Regions from separate parts of the Homo sapiens genome. Here region 2 is linked to region 1. Evidence: read pairs that join two places in POLR2A ChIA-PET (ENCODE). Cell type or tissue: HepG2. All regions are shown on one strand. Links, peaks and the distances in the headings refer to the core of each region. The heading gives the core; the rest is flanking DNA.

Region 1 (8,333 bases), core at 334-8,333:
TATGGGCAGATCACTTTAGGTCAGGAGTTCAAGACCAGCCTGGCCAACATGGTGAAACCCTGTCTCTACTAAAAATACAAAAATTAGCCGGGCGTGGTGGCACGCTCCTGTAGTCCCAGCTACTCAGGAGGCTGAAGCAGGAGAATCACCTGAACCTGGAAGGCAGAGGTTGCAGTAAACTGAGATTGTGCTACTGTACTCCAGCCTGGGCAACAGAGTGAGACTCTCAAAAAAAAAAAAAAATGCTGTCTGGGAAGAACAGCATGGGAAGAAACCATGTGACCTAAGATTAAGAAACAGCTGTAGGAACTGAAAGTGTTTAGCTCAGATGTGACTAAGGGGTATCAATTGGTGTCTTCAAGTATTGTGGCTCTCGTAGATAAGAGAATGAAAAACACAAAAAAGAAAAAAGTAAAAAGTTTTAAAAAGAGAATGAAGTAATTTAATTACACTAGAGCCCAGGTGCAATGAGAAGTTAGCCAGCAGGCAAATTTAAATAAATATTGAAGGGCTGGGCGCTGTGGCTCAGGTCTGTAATCCCAGCACTTTGGGAGGTCAAGGTGGGTGGATCAATTGAGGTCAGTTTGAGACCAGCGTGGCCAACATGGTGAAACCCCATCTCTACTAAAAATACAAAAATTAGCCGGGTGTGATGGTGGGCGCCTGTAATCCCAGCTACTCGGGAGGCTAAGGCAGGAGAATCACTTGAACTCAGGAGGTGGAGGCTACAGTGAGCCAAGATCACACCACTGCACTCTAGCCTGGACAGCAGAGCGAGACTCCATCTCAAAAATAGAAAATACAAAATAAATAAATATTGAAAACAAATTCATGGCCTGGTGTGGTGGCTCACGCCTATAATCCCAGCACTTTGGGAGGCTAAGCGCGGGGTGGATCACTTGAGGTCAGGAGTTCGAGACCAGTCTGGCCAACATGGTGAAACCCCATCTATACTAAAAATACAAAAATTAGCCAGGCGTGGTGGCATGCACCCAGCTACTTGGGAGGCTGAGGCAGGAGAATCACTTGAACTCAGGAGGCGGAGGCTATAGTGAGCCGAGATGGAGCCACTGCACTCCAGTCTGGGTGACAACATGAGACTCTGTCTCAAAAACAAAACAAAATGAAACAAAAACAAATTCATCTAGTAACAGGACAATTTAGGAGAAAGTAAACTCCCCACGACTTAACTTCTCTATGCATCAGTCTGTCATCTGTAACATGGGTACCTGCCCCCTGCCATGGCTGTTGTGAGGAATTCAGAGATGTCTTTGCCCTCCAATGTATGACATACACATCATCGAGGTAATCAAGGTCAGGCGCATGGCTCATGCCTATAATCCCAACATTTTGGAAAGCCGAAGCAGGATTGCGTGAGGCTAGGAGTTCAAGATCAGCCTAAGCAACATACCAAATCCCCTTCTCTACCCAAAAAAAACAAAACAAAAAAGCCAGGTGTGGTGGCACCTGTAGTGCCAGCTCCTGGCGAACCTAAGGCAACAGAATCGCTTGAGCCCAGGAGTTTGAGGTTGCAGTGAGCCATAGCCATGATTGTGTCACTGCACTCTAGCCTGCACTTTAGTGAGACCTTGTCTCTAAAATAAAAAAATAAAAAATAAACAAATTAAATATTTCAATAAATATATTCAAAGTTTATTTGAGTAGGTTAGATTCAAAGGTTTTTAAGTTTTCTTCTCAGATTTTCTGATTCTATGTGATTGTCCTGAGGCCAAATTAAGCCTTAAATACTGACATGTCTAAAAAGTAATACAAGCCGGGTGCAGTGGCTCATGCCTGTAATAGAAGCACTTTGGGAGGCCGAAGCAGGTGGATCACTTGAGGTCAGGAGTTCGAGACCAGCATGGCCAACATGGTAAAACCCCTTCTCTACTAAAAATACAAAAATTAGCTGGGTGTGGTGGTGCATGCCTGTAGTCCCAGCTACTTGGGAACCCGAGGCACAAGAAACACTTGAACTGGGGAGGTGGAGGTTGCAGTGAGCTGATATAGCATCATTGCATGCCAGCCTGGGCAACAGAGTGAGACTCTTGTCTCAAAAAAAAAAAAAGTGTCAAAACAATAAATAAAATAAAAATATATAGGGCTGGGTGTGGTGGCTCATGCCTGTAATCCCAGCACTTTGGGAGGCGAAGTCAGGTGGGTCATGAGGTCAAGAGATCAAGACCATCCTGGTCAACATGGTGAAACCCCATCTCTACTAAAAACACAAAAATTAGCTGGGCATGGTGGCATGTGCCTGTAGTCCCAGCTACTTGGGAGGCTGAGGCAGGAGAATAGCTTGAACCTGGGAGGCAGAGGTTGCAGTGTGGCGAGATCAAGCCACTGCACTCCAGCCTGGTGACAGAGCGAGACTCTGTCTCAAGAAAATAAATATATATGTATGTGTGTGTGTGTATGCATGTATATAATTATATATATTATATGTAGGAGTTGGGGAGAATATGAAAACATTGTGTGTGTGTATGCATATATATATTACACACACAATGTTGTCATATTCTCCCCTAACTCCTACTTATCCTTCAGGTCTCAGCTATTCCTGGCAAATACCTTCTCTGGCCAGTCTAAATTATGTCCCTTTCATTTACTCTTCTCCCTCATGGTATATTTCTCTTTTCCTTCATAGTACCATCACAACTCAAAAGTAGCTAATTTTATTTATTGAATCTCTATCTCCCCCACTAACTATAAACTCAAAGGTCAATAACCATGTCCATTTTGTTCATAGCTCTATCCCCAATGCCTAGAACGGTGCCTAGAACATAGTAAGCACAATATTTTATAAACAAATTACTTCACTGACCTGCAAAATATCAGTTTAACACTCAGGTAGTCTATTTGTCTTCCTCAAAAAAGTTGATCTCTTAATTACTAAATGGTTCAACCACTTTGGAAACAACTCGGCAGTTTCTTAAAAAGCATACGCTTTGCCACTCAGCCCAGTAATCACTTTCCTAGCTATTTACACAAGTAAAATAAAAACATTATTACATACAAAACTATATGTGGACATTTATAGCAGCTTTATTAATAATTGCCCCAAACTGGAAACAACTAAATGCCCCTCAGCTGGGAATGAATACACAAACTGTCATACACCCATTAAAAAGTAAGAGATTACTGATATATACAGGCTCACGCCTGTAACCCCAGCACTTTGGGAGGCCAAGACGGGCAGACCACCTGAGGTCAGGAGTTGGAGACCAGCCTGACCAACATGGTAAAACCCGGTCTCTACTGAAAATACAAAAATTAGGCAGGTGTGGTGGTGGGCACCTGTGGTCCTAGCTACTCAGGAGGCTGAGGCAGAATTGCTTGAACCTAGGAGACGGGGTCTCACTGTTGCCGAGGCTGGAGTACATAGCACCATCATAGCTCACTGCAGCCTCAGCCTCCCAGGATGAAGCGATCCTCCTGCCTGAACCCCCCAGAGTAGCTTGGGACTACAGGTGTGTACGACCATGCCCAGCTAATTTTTATTATTATATATATACTTTTTTGAGACGAAGTCGCACTTTGTCGTCCAGGCTGGAGTGCAGTGGCGCAATCTCGGCTCAGTGCAAACTCCGCCTCCCGGGTTGATGCTGTTCTCCTGCCTCAGCCTCCCGAGTAGCTGGGACTACAGGCGCCCACCACCATGCCCGGCTAATTTTTATTTTTAGTAGAAACGGGGGCTTCACCGTTTTAGCCAGGATGGTCTCGATCTCCTGACCTTGTGATCCGCCCACCTCGGCCTCCCAAAGTGCTGGGATTACAGGCGTGAGCCACTGCACCCGGCATCTTTATTTTTTGAGACAGTCTTGCCCTGTCACCCAGGCTGGAGTGCCCTGGCAAGATCTTGGCTCACCGCAACCCCCACCTTCCAAGCTAAAGGGATTCTCCTGCCTCAGCCTCAGTTGGGACTATAGGCATGTGCTACCACACCTTGCTTTTCTTTTGTATTTAGCAGATCTTCTCGCCTCAGCCTCCCAAAGTGCTAGGATTCGAGGCACTGCGCCCAGCCTTTTGCTTTTTTTTTTTTTTTTTTTTTGAGATGAAGTCTTTCTCTGTCGCCCAGGCTGGAGTGCAGTGGTGTGATCTTGGCTCAGCCTCGTAACTATAGGCACCTGCCACCACACCCAGCTAATTTTGTATTTTCAGTAGAGATGGGGTTTCAGCATATTAGCAAGGCTGGTCTGAACTCCTGACCTTGTGATCTCCCCACCTCAGCCTCCCAAAATGGTGGAATTACAGGCGTGAGCCATGACCTGGCCTGCTTCATTTTCTAATATCCCTTGCTTAGAATTATTGCAACATTAACGTTTATCTTCATTGTCATTGTCTCCCATAGAACCCACAAAACTAAACCTTGAGATCCATGGGCCTGCTAAAAACAGTCCCAAAGTAAATGACAAAAATGTTTAATTGCCAATAATTAGGTAAGAGAAAAAGGACAGTTAAATATCAGGGTAGTTCTAGCTGAATGAAATCTTTTAGAATTACACTAAAAAGTAAATGGTAAGTTACTAAGTTTGGAACTTCATCTCAAAAGAAAAAAAACCATGAAGATAACACAATGCTAAAATGTGGCCTGTCAGTGTAAACTGTCAACATTCTCCACTATAAAGAACTGAAACTGGGTTGAGGTTAGTAGGTCTGAACAAATCGTGTCCCACTAAGAGCACATGGGTTCTTCCTTGAGTCACTGCCGAGGCCCTGGCACATCTGAGATTTAAAAGATAAATATCAGATTAACTGGGAAAGATACAGTACAGGCAGATCACTTGAGCCCAGGAGTTGACCAGCCTTGGCAACATGGCAAAATACAAAAATTAGCCAGGCGTGGTGGCAAAAACCTGTGGTCCCTGCTATTCAGGGAAGATCACTTAAGCCCAGAAGTCAGGACTGCAGTTAGCCGTTAACTTCCACTCCAACCAGGGCAGGAGTAAAACCCTGTCTAAACAAAAAAAGCCAAGCACTACCTTGAAATCAACTGAAGTTAGCTCTCACTTTTGAAATCCACTCCAAAATTTGTAACCAATTCCAACATAGTAACTGTTAAAAGAAATGCCACTTCATCTTAAAGCTTAAAATTCATTTATTGTAGTGAGCAAGTTTGTAATGAATACCAGCAGGTGGTGCTCAAGCCACAGTTGTCTAAGACACTGGGTTTCACAGGAAGTTAATCTCAATCTCAGTATATGCAAGTAAACTGACTCATTCCTGCTTCCAGTGGGAACAATTTTTCAGTTAAATCTTGCTTCCTTGCATGTCAAGAATTCTCTACTGGTAAATCTTACAGGTGTCAACTTTCATTATCAGGGCATCTATTGGCCATCTATTAAAGGCCTTACCTGTTTTTTCTGTCATCCAGCAAATCTTAGACTATTTACTTGTGTAAACATTAGATAGCAAAGAAACTAAGGACAAAAATCTCTAGTTCAATTTAGACTTGATACCTCAGAGCACTGGCTGATGGGAAGGCATTTTATCTAATTCAGACTCAGATGAGGGAAAACGATAACACTTCATTACAGACTTGTCTATGGCCAATTCAAGTACCTTTGAATCTTGAGCAATACACATTGCCAGTCACTTTAAGAGGCCTTATCTCTTGGGCTGCTTTAACTCCTGCTTAGCATGTCCTTAAGAACACATGTCCTGGCCAGGCATGGTGGCTCATGCCTGTAATTCCAGCACTTTAGGAGGCCGAGGCGATCACCTAAGGTCAGGAGTTTGAGACCAGCCTGACCAACATGGAAAAACCTCATCTCTATTAAAAACACCAAATTAGCACATGCCTGTAATCCCAGCTACTTGGGAGGCTGAAGTAGGAGAATTGCTTGAACCCAGGAGGAGGAGATTGCAGTGAGATTTTGCCATTGCATTCTAGCCTGGGCAACAAGAACTCCATCTTAAAAAAAATTTTTAAAAACCATCACACAAACAGAAAGCATGTCCTTTAATTTTACCTATCCTTCAAACTTAAGCAAAAATTTTCCTTTTATAACCAAAAAAAAACCTTTAGACACTTTTACATATGGGAGGTCAGGCACAGTGGCTCATGCCTGTAATCCCAGCAGGAAGATCGCGAAAAGCATTTTTCAAATGCACAAATGCTTAAAGATTCAGGAGTAAGTGGGCTATTACACCTGTTAAGCCTATTACCATGTAGTTTCATTCCTAGTGACCAAGTAGACAAACTGCTAATTATCAAAGCATAAAAGGTATTAGACTCTGCAGGAGAAAAGCAATGTAGATTAGTCTAATTTTATAGCTACTTCAAATTGCCATCTTTTTCTATTAGAACCTTGTTCCTATTCTGAATAGCACTCAATAGAACTTGTGAAACCATCAAACTGGCATAAAGCTTACTCCACTGACTTCAAAATGGACCCTTCCACTCATAGGGTGTACACTAGCCACTACACTTATTTCTTATGTCATGGCAAATAGTCAACTTTCACTGCCCAGTCATTTTAACCCACGTTTCAACATGCACATCCCAGTAATTTGGAAACATTTTGTTTCCAAAGATTCACTTAACATTGGTTTAGCAACATGAAGCTTTCTATGCAACACAAGGACTCAGTTTTTGGCCTGTTTTAGTGACAGGCAATCAGCAACATGCTGCATTTCTCTCCAGTGTTGTAATCAAAGCAACCCTCCCATAGCTTTAAATGATATTCCTTCCCCTTCCAATTATGTGGGGGGAAAACAACCCTATTCTCCACCCAGAAGTGTTAACTCAAGAATTACATTTTCAAGAAGTTTCCAGATTCGTAAAACCAGAATTAGATGTCTTTCACCTAAATGTCTCGGTGTTGACCAAAGGAACACACAGGTTTCTCATTTAACTTTTTTAATGGGTCTCAAAATTCTGTGACAAATTTTTGGTCAAGTTGTTTCCATTAAAAAGTACTGATTTTAAAAACTAATAACTTAAAACTGCCACACGCAAAAAAGAAAACCAAAGTGGTCCACAAAACATTCTCCTTTCCTTCTGAAGGTTTTACGATGCATTGTTATCATTAACCAGTCTTTTACTACTAAACTTAAATGGCCAATTGAAACAAACAGTTCTGAGACCGTTCTTCCACCACTGATTAAGAGTGGGGTGGCAGGTATTAGGGATAATATTCATTTAGCCTTCTGAGCTTTCTGGGCAGACTTGGTGACCTTGCCAGCTCCAGCAGCCTTCTTGTCCACTGCTTTGATGACACCCACCGCAACTGTCTGTCTCATATCACGAACAGCAAAGCGACCTATTAAAAAAAAAGTTAATTATTACCCAAAGTACTGTTCAGTTGTATTTTTCATCTTTAACACAACTTTTTTACATTTAAGTAGTCATCCTTACCCAAAGGTGGATAGTCTGAGAAGCTCTCAACACACATGGGCTTGCCAGGAACCATATCAACAATGGCAGCATCACCAGACTTCAAGAATTTAGGGCCATCTTCCAGCTTTTTACCAGAACGGCGATCAATCTTTTCCTTCAGCTCAGCAAACTTGCATGCAATGTGAGCCGTGTGGCAATCCAATACAGGGGCATAGCCGGCGCTTATTTGGCCTGGATGGTTCAGGATAATCACCTTGGAAAAAAGATTTGCATTCAGTGCAAATCCAAAGTCTCAAATGACTTTAGCCTCTGCAATAAGTTAATGTTACTTTAAATTGTTACCTGAGCAGTGAAGCCAGCTGCTTCCATTGGTGGGTCATTTTTGCTGTCACCAGCAACGTTGCCACGACGAACATCCTTGACAGACACATTCTTGACATTGAAGCCCACATTGTCCCCAGGAAGAGCTTCACTCAAAGCTTCATGGTGCATTTCGACAGATTTTACTTCCGTTGTAACGTTGACTGGAGCAAAGGTGACCACCATACCGGGTTTGAGAACACCAGTCTCCACTCGGCCAACAGGAACAGTACCAATACCTAAAAATATTTACAGCATACTAAATACCTATGAAGGCAGACAGTACTCTATCAACTCAAATTCAACTTTGTTTACAGCCAACTTACCACCAATTTTGTAGACATCCTGGAGAGGCAGGCGCAAGGGCTTGTCAGTTGGACGAGTTGGTGGTAGGATGCAGTCCAGAGCCTCAAGCAGCGTGGTTCCACTGGCATTGCCATCCTTACGGGTGACTTTCCATCCCTTGAACCAAGGCATCTGAAACACAAGCATGCCAATTTGTGTAAGCATGAAATCGCCATTCCCAGAGCTTTTTAACAATGGTCTTGAAAGCCACTTACGTTAGCACTTGGCTCCAGCATGTTGTCACCATTCCAACCAGAAATTGGCACAAATGCTACTGTGTCGGGGT
Region 2 (8,333 bases), core at 223-8,222, 53 kb after region 1:
CATGCTGGGCGCAGTGGCTCACGCCTCTGATCCCAGCACTTTGGGAGGCCGAGGTGGGTGGATCATGAGATCAGGAGATTGAGACCACTGCTTGAACCCAGGAGGCGCAGGTTGCAGTGAGCCAAGATCGTGCCACTGCACTCCAGCCTGGGCGATAGAGCCAGACTCTGTCTCAAAAAAAAAAAAAAAAAAAAAGGGACAACATAGGTTGGGTGTGGTACCTCACATCTGTAATGGGCCTTTGGGAGGCCCAGGTGGGAGAGTCACTTGAGCCCAGAAATTTGAGACCAGCCTGGGCAACACAGTGAGACTCGGTCTCTATTTAAATACAGAAAAAAAAAAGTGATAACATGGACATATTAGGCAAATATTATTCAAGTAATTGTTAGCAAGAACTTAATAATATATGGTATGAGGAACTGTGTGCATGAAATGGACCATAGAAAACAATAATAATTCTAAGGTCGGTTTTTATGGAAGAGACAGAACTGAACTGAGCCCTAATTGCTTAGTTTGTAGAAAGCAAAGGAGATAAGCAAAAATATTCCAGTGAAGGGGATATGTCACAGTAGGCTAGGAACAGTGAAAAATCTACTTGACTAACCTGAAAGTGGGAAGGCTCAGAATAAAATGGGAAAGGGTGTGTCAGATACTAGAGGGCCTTGAAGATCACACAGAGGTGTTTAAACTTGATCCAGTGGGAAACAGGGAGCCACAAGGGGTTTTAATGGGGTGACTAAATTAGCGAAAATAATGTATAAGGAAGTTAGCTGGAAATGCCAATAATATTAATTTCCTTCTATTGAAGACCTGATGTGTGCCAGGCACTAGGCAAACAGCCCTAAGATAAGAATTTTTGCTCCCATGTAACGGTTTAGTTAAATGAGAATCCAAGAGGCGACTTACTTGAGCCATAGAGTTAGTAAATGGCTGAGTTAAGACCTACACTTGGGTCCCTATGTCAGAGGCGTGTGAACCAGAGCAACTCCATCTTGAATAGTGGCTAGGTAAAATAAGGCTGAGACCATCTGGGCGGCATTCCCAGACAGTCTAAGTCACAGGATGAGATACGGGGTCAGCACAAGATACAGGTCATAAAGACCTTGCTGATAAAACAGGTTGCACTAAAGAAGCATCAAAACCAAGATGGCGACGAGAGTGACCACTGGTTGTTCTCACTGCTATACTCCTACCAGAACCGTGACAGTTTACTAATGCCATGGCAATGTCAGGAAGTTACCCTATATGGTCTAGAAAGGGGAGGAGCTCTCAGTTCCGGAAACTGCCCACCCCTTTCCTGGAAAACTCATGAATAAGACACCCCTTGTTTAGCATATAATCAAGAAATAACCATAAAAGTGGGCTGGGTGTGGTGGTTCATGCCTGTAATCCCAACACTTTGGTGGGTCGAGGCAAACAGATCACCTGAGGTCAGGAGTTCGAGTCTAGCATGGCTAACATGGCGAAACCCCATCTCTACTAAAAATACAAAAAAGTTAGGCGTGGTGGCGGGTGCCTGTAATCCCAGCTACTGGGTAAGCTGAGGCAGGAGAATCGCTTAAACCGGGGAAGCGGAGGTTGCAGTGAGCTGAGATCGTACCATTGTACTCCAGGCTGGGTGAAAAGAGCAGAACTCTGTCTTAAAAACAAAAACAAAATAAAAAAACACCATAAAATAGCCAACCAGCAGCCCATGCTGCTGCTGTGCCTGTGAGGAGCCATTCTTTATTTCTTTACTTTCTTAATAAACTTACTTTCACTTTATGGATTCAGCTCAAATTCTTTCTTGCTCGAGATCCAAGAACCCTCTCTAAGGGTCTGGATCAGGACCCTTTCTGGTAATACACCTATCATTTACATGTTCTGTCTGTTTTCATGCTACAACAGCAGAATTGTGCAGTTGGACAGAGACCCTATGTCCCACAAAGTCTTAAATTTGTACTATCTGTCCCTTTTCAGAAAAAGTCTGCTGACTCCTGTAGAGCTTTGCTATTCAGTGTGGCCTGTGGACCAGGAACAAGGGGCAACCTCTGGGAGTTTGTTAGAAAGGAAGCATCTTGGGCACCCCTTAGACCTGTTGAATTCAAATCTGCATTTTAGCAAGATTCCAAATGAATCTGTATGCACATTAAGTATAAGAAGCATTGTTGGCCAGGCACGGTGGCTTACGCCTGTAATCTCAGCACTTTGAGAGGCTGAGGCGTGCGGATCACCTGAGGTCAGCAGTTTGACACCGGTTGGCCGATGTAGTGAAACCCCGTCTCTACTGCCAGTATGGTGGTGGGCACCTGTAATCCCAGCTACTTGGGAGGCTGAGGCAGAAGAATTGCTTGAACCCAGGAGGCAGAGGGTGTGGTGAGCCGAAATTGTGCCACTGCACTCCAGCCTGGGTGACAGAGCGAGATTCCATCTTAAAAAAAAAAAAAAAAAAAAAAGCATTGTTAAAATACTGTGCTATTTTGGCTGAAAAGTTAGAGCAGGACAAGCCTAGAAACTAGGACACTGGGTAGCTTAAGACTAGGAGACAGAGGCGGAAGGGACAGGGTCCACAAACATTTAAAGAATGTCTGCCATTTGAGTGTGCACAGGCAGCTACACATTCCTGCCCCAGGCCTCTGGGATTCCTGCATATTTAGTGTAGAGAATAGGAAGCCATATGCAAGTTAAAATACAAATCTGTATTCCTTATTATTAAAGTGTGTTTTGCCATGGCATTTTGAACCAACGATAATCAAATGAGCCACTATTCAACTTCCCACCTCCCCAAAATTGGCCTGAAGGACTGCTTGGAGGGAAGTTTTAAGAGATAGTAGCTCAAATATTTTGCTAATGCAGTTTCGAAAATGCTAGAGTAGATGTGAGTAAGATGATGTAGCCTGCATCTTCCGTCAAAGGTGCCATTTGATGGTTTTCTAATTTCTTTCTTTTCAGAGTCTCACTCTGTTGCCCAGGCTGGAGTACAGTGGTGCAATCTCAGCTCACTGCAACCTCCACCTCCTGGGCTCAAGTGATTCTCCCACCTGTCCCAAGTAGCTGGGACCACAGGTGCACACCACCATGCCTGGCTAATTTTTTATAGACATGGGGTTTTTCCATGTTGCCCAGGCTGGTCTTGAACTCCTGAGCTCAAGGGATCCACCCACCTTGGCTTCCCAAAGTGCTGGGATTACAGATGTGAGCCCCCGTGCCCAGCTTCTAGTTTGCTTTTTAATCATTACTCAAATTCACGGAAGAATTTACTGGCTCTCCAGTTTGAAACCACCCTGGAATTTACATTCATAACCTCCTATTATATGCCACTAAACATCAAAAAAAAATTTTTTTTGATTTCCCATTGTTTTGAGGGAGCCAGGATAACACATCCTAGCTGGTGGCCCCACAGTTATTCCCGGGAGGTGGGGCTTCCTGGTGAGTTTCTGGTGTATTCTTGGTGTGTTCTCGGCTCACAGGGCGGAGTCAGGTTTTCCTCATGCTCAGCCAGCTTGGTGACAAATTGAGGTTGCGTAAGGGAGCGGGGTACAAAGTACATGTGCTGTGCTTCAGTTTGCATCCGCCTGGTCTGTTACACATATTATCTGGAAAATACTGTGGGGTAGGTGGTGTGAGGGCAAATTGGGAAGAAGACCAAGTGAAGCATTAAGGTGAAGCCGAGCAGAGGTAGGGAAGGGTATGGGACTAGCAGCCAAGGATTTAGGATTTAGACTGCCAAAGATTGTGAACTGAGGTAGGAAATGGGTTCTTGGAGTGACTATGATTACAGCAAGCCAACTGGGGCTGCCTGGTTCCAGATTCCATGCAAGCCAGGATGATGATGATCTGCTTGATGTCTTTACTCTGGAGCTACGGCAGAAGGCTTCAGCACTTTAAAATAATGTTTGTCATACCTCACAATACACCCACCACATTACCTGGAGGCCAGGTGAACTGAAAACACAGATTGGTAGGCCCAGAGTTTCTAATTTTGTAGGTTTGGGTAGGACTCAGTAATTTCCTTTTTTTTTTTTTGAGACGAAGTCTCGCTTTGTTGCCCAGGCTGGAGTGCAGTGGACTGCAACCTCTCCCTCCTGGGTTCAAACGATTCTCCTGCCTCAGCCTCCCGAGTCACTGGGATTACAGGTGCCCACCACCACACCTGGCTAATTTTTGTATTTTTAGTAGAGATGGGGTTTGGCCATGTTGGCCAGGCTGGTTTCAAACTCCTGACCTCAAGTGATCCTCCCGCCTTGGCCTCCCAAAGTGCTGGGATTACAGGCATGAGCCACCGTGCCCAGCAATAATTTGCATTTTAACAAGTTTAAAAGTAATGCATATTCTTTGAAACTACTGGTCCTTATAGTACACTTTAAGAACCATTGCTTTAATATGATGCCTGGTTAAGAAACTCTTTGCCTTGGCCAGGTGCGGTGGCTCATGCCTGTAATCCCAGCACTTTGGGAGACCGAGGCGGGCAGATCATGAGGTCAGGAGATCGAGACCATCCTGGCTAACACGGTAAAACCCCGTCTCTACTAAAAAAAAAAAATACCAAAAAATTAGCCGGGTGTGCTAGCAGGCGCCTGTGGTCCCAACTACTCGGGAGGCTGAGGCAGGAGAATGGCATGAACCTGGGAGGCGGAGCTTGTAGTGAGCCGAGATTGCGCCACTGCACTCCAGCCTGGGTGACACAGCGAGACTCTGTCTAAAAAAAAAAGAAACTCTCTGCCTCAGAAATCAGACTCAGAAACCAAGTGGCTTGCTGGGTGGTCAAGAAGTGTGCCCCAGGGCCAGTTCTACAAATTTCCAAGCTTCTTCCTTCCCCAAATCCTGCCAGCCTGCAAGCATCAATTCAGAAATAGTTATTTCCCAGTCATTTTGCCCTTGTTACATATCTTCCAGTTAGTTTATGTGCATGTTGAATGTAACAGTTGAACAAGTATGTCTTTGAATATAATAATGTCTTTTTTTTTATTTTTTTATTTGAGATGGAGTCTCGCTCTGTCGCCCAGGCTGGCTGGAGTGCAGTGGCACAATCTTGGCTCACTGCAACCTCTGCCTCCCGGGTTCAAGCGATTCTCCTGCCTCAGCCTCCCAAGTAGCTGGGATTTCATGTGTGTGCCACCATGCCCGGCTAATTTTTGTATTTTTAGTAGAGACAGGGTTTCACCATGTTGGCCAGGCCGGTCTCGAACTCCTGGCTTAAGTGATCCGCCCACCTTGGCCTCCCAAAGTACTGGGATTATAGGCATGAGCCACCATGCCCTGCCAGATATAATAATGTCTTTATAAGTCAAGAATACCACTAGAGAGCCTGTAGGATAATTTCAAAGAATTCATACTTATAAAATGGAATATTAGACTATTCTCTTAGTAGGACTGCCTTTGGAAAGCATGTGGTCAAATCCTGTGGGTTCCAGCAATCTTGCTAGTGTCTCCTTATTACATTGCCTGCCCTTTATTCTGGCTCCCAGCTGTTGTGGTTTTCCTCTCAGCTCACCTGAATATGTGTATTGGCCTACAGTGTTCTCTGGAAAAACTTGTGGGAACAGAGCAGTCTGGGAACCGAACAGCAGGATTTGGGCAAGGGATGATGAGGAAGCAGGCTTTCAACTGAGGCAGTCGTTCATCATTGTAAAAATTACTACCGCTGCACTGATCTTGCTCCAAACTCCAGAGGCACATAGCTCCAGGGACTCAGAAGGGCCAAGAACCGTAGCATGGAAGCCCAGCTGTGTTTGGCACACGTAATCTGCATCTCCCTGTTTAACTTAAACAGATACTTGGTTAAGTGCTTCCTCTTTGGGTTTGTATGCATTTTACTTAACTACTTGGCTGTAAATTCCCTGGCACATAAGCAAATGATTTTATTTTTAATTTTTATATATTTATTTATTTATTTTTGAGATGGGGTTTCGCTCTGTTGCCCAGGCTGGAGTGCAGTGGCACGATCTCGGCTCATTGCAACCTTTGTCTCCCAGGTTCCCCAAAGCAATTCTCATGCCTCAGCCTCCTGAGTAGCTGGGATCATAGGCGTTCACCACCACACCCGGCTAATTTTTGTATTTTTAGTAGAGGTGGGATTTCATCATGTTGGCCAGGCTGGTCTGGAACTCCTGACCTCAAGTGATCCACCTGCCTTGGCCTCCCAAAGTGCTGGGATTACAGGCGTGAGCCACCGTGCCCATATTTGCTTATGTATGCGTGCATCTGCACGTGTATGTGTGTGTGTGTTTTCTAGTTTAGTGTGCAGGGCCAATTATTCTGCGAGCCAGGCTGACATAGCATGTTCTCCTTCATCTTTAGATACAGGGGACCAAGAAGCTTAGTTCAATGTGGTATGTATTTCCTTGGCTGGGACAGAAGGTGTCTGTGAGCCATGGGTATTAGGGTTAGAAGGAAACAAGACGTGGTATTCAGATGTGACATACTAGGGTCAGAAGGAAACAAGATGTGGTACCATTCAGAGGGCCTAGGGAGCTGGATCCTACACCTTGGCAAACTGTTTTGTAATTAGATGCTGTAACTGTTTTGGAGTGTCACCCCTGATGTATAAGCCTTATTTTTTACATTCTTTTTTTCCTTTTCCTTTTTCTTTCTTTGTGAAATGATCAGGAAGAAGACGTATAAGCCTTTAAGCTTAGTAAACCTTTGGGTTCTGTGCATTTGGCCATCATTCCAGTTGTCAGCATTGTGCAGGACAGGTACTTGAGGTCTGTTTTTGTGAACCAGGGACCCGAGGCACAGAGCAAGTAAGTGGATAGAAACAAATGCTGTAAGAACAAATAATTGTATTTAAAAATTTATGATTTTCATTTATTTTTCAGAGGAAGCATTAATGAGTAGGTAGTAATTTCTGGGTATTAAAAAACCATCAGAGACATTTCTTTTTCCTTATAAAAGAAGTCATAACAGTGAACATTTATAGCACTTAGCTTACTAAGGGTTTCACGTCCTATAATCCCCAGCACTTTAGCAGGCTGAGAGGGGAGGACTGCTTGAGGCCAGGAGTTCAAGACCAGCCTGGGTAACATAGCAAGACCCTGTCTCTATTTAGAAAAATAATAAAAACAAAGGGTTTCACATGTATTTTAGAAATTAGACCTTCCGAAGTTGTGAGATTTGTAATAATGTTCATTTTAGAGACTAGAAAACTAAGCCTCATGAAGGCCATGTGACTTGTCCACCATTGCACCAGTGCTGAGTGGCAGATCTCTGGTCTGGAAGCCACGTTCTTCTCACTATACCATGTTGCCATTTTTCAGCAACTGGTGCACGATGCATATTCTCCAAGACAGAAGGGAAGGAGGCTTGATTAATTGTGGCTCAGCCTTTCCTCATAGTTTTGGGGCTGTAAGACCTGTGCATTGTAAGTGAACCATAAGGTCTGTTTGCCTCAGAGCAGGTTAGTTCACACCGTGCTGCTGCTGCTTTTAAGCAATGCAGGATGAACGGAGCTTGGGAGCAATTTTCTCTCACTCCCATGGTGGCATCTCTTCAGTTCACTTTCTTTGTACTGCTCCTCTTAGGTTTATGGCCGTGCAGTTGTCAGTGCTCCTGTCAGTCTTTCCAACCTTCCCTCTAAATTCCTGGCACCAGCAGTTGGCCTAGAACATGCTGATCTTCAGCACCCTGACAGAAAAGGCTGCTATCACAGTGGAAAGTGTGGCTTCCTGGGCTGCCTCTTGGCAAAGGGCTCTAGCTTGTCCAGATTTGGGTCAGCCCCAGGGTCTATCAGTTCCAGGAGAGGTGTTGAAGGGCTGTGACAAATGCCTGCCCTGGCAGATGGAGGAAGCTCTGGCTAGCTTGAGAGCGCAGTGTAATAACAGCTGCCCTGAGAAGGGACTTCCAGCCATTCTTGTGCTCTGAGATTGTGTCCGGAATTGGTGGGTTCTTGGTCTCACTGACTTCAAGAATGAAGCCGCAGACACTTGCGGTGAGTATTACAGTTCTTAAAGGCAGCGTGTCCGGAGTTTGCTCCTTCTGATGTTCAGATGTGTTCGAAGTCTCTTCCTTCTGGTAGGTTCGTGGTCTCACTGGCTCAGAAGTGAAGCTGCAGACCTTCACGGTGAGTGTTACAGCTCTTAAGGTGGCGCATCTGGAGTTGTTCGTTCCTCCTGGTGGGCTCGTGATCTTGCTGGCTTCAGGAGTGAAGCTGCAGACCTTCGCGGTGAGTGTTACAGGTCAAAAAAAGCAGTGTGGACCCAAAGAGTAAGCAGCAGCAAGATTTATTGCAAAGAGCGAAAGAACAAAGCTTCCCCCGCGTGGAAGAGGACCCAAGCGGGTTGCCACTGCAGAGTTTGGGCAGCCTGCTTTTATTCTCTTATCTGGCCCCACCCACATCCTGCTGATTGGTAGAG

The links. Peaks named below come from ENCODE experiments on the same cell type or tissue, not always from the same donor. Only the 100,000 strongest peaks of a DNase experiment are listed, where the experiment ranks them.
Region 2: POLR2A ChIA-PET joins it to region 1 with 12 read pairs; 31 of 35 experiments call an interaction of 5 or more read pairs at or near these places.

Annotation. Positions count from the first base shown.
Region 1 is chr6:73,510,670-73,519,002 of GRCh38, forward strand. EEF1A1 (eukaryotic translation elongation factor 1 alpha 1) reads right to left here. Exons shown (of 8, transcript NM_001402.6): 4 at 8,263-8,333; 5 at 8,029-8,179; 6 at 7,685-7,941; 7 at 7,361-7,595; 8 at 5,081-7,265. The coding sequence ends at 7,141. Among named protein-coding and RNA genes, the nearest start is that of EEF1A1, 6.2 kb to the right of the region's middle. RefSeq lists a silencer at 4,657-4,951. In HepG2, for the core only: a CTCF peak has its summit at 5,138 (motif pointing right); DNase peaks (open chromatin) are centred at 3,482, 3,922, 4,242, 5,172 and 1 weaker place; H3K4me3 peaks cover 1,057 bases.
Region 2 is chr6:73,563,699-73,572,031 of GRCh38, forward strand. EEF1A1-AS1 (EEF1A1 antisense RNA 1) reads left to right here. Exons shown (of 5, transcript NR_187283.1): 4 at 6,589-8,333. Among named protein-coding and RNA genes, the nearest start is that of EEF1A1-AS1, 44 kb to the left of the region's middle. RefSeq lists enhancers at 1-375, 2,026-2,575 and a silencer at 2,124-2,306. In HepG2, for the core only: no CTCF peak of the experiment used is centred there; DNase peaks (open chromatin) are centred at 2,573 and 3,483; H3K4me3 peaks cover 1,240 bases.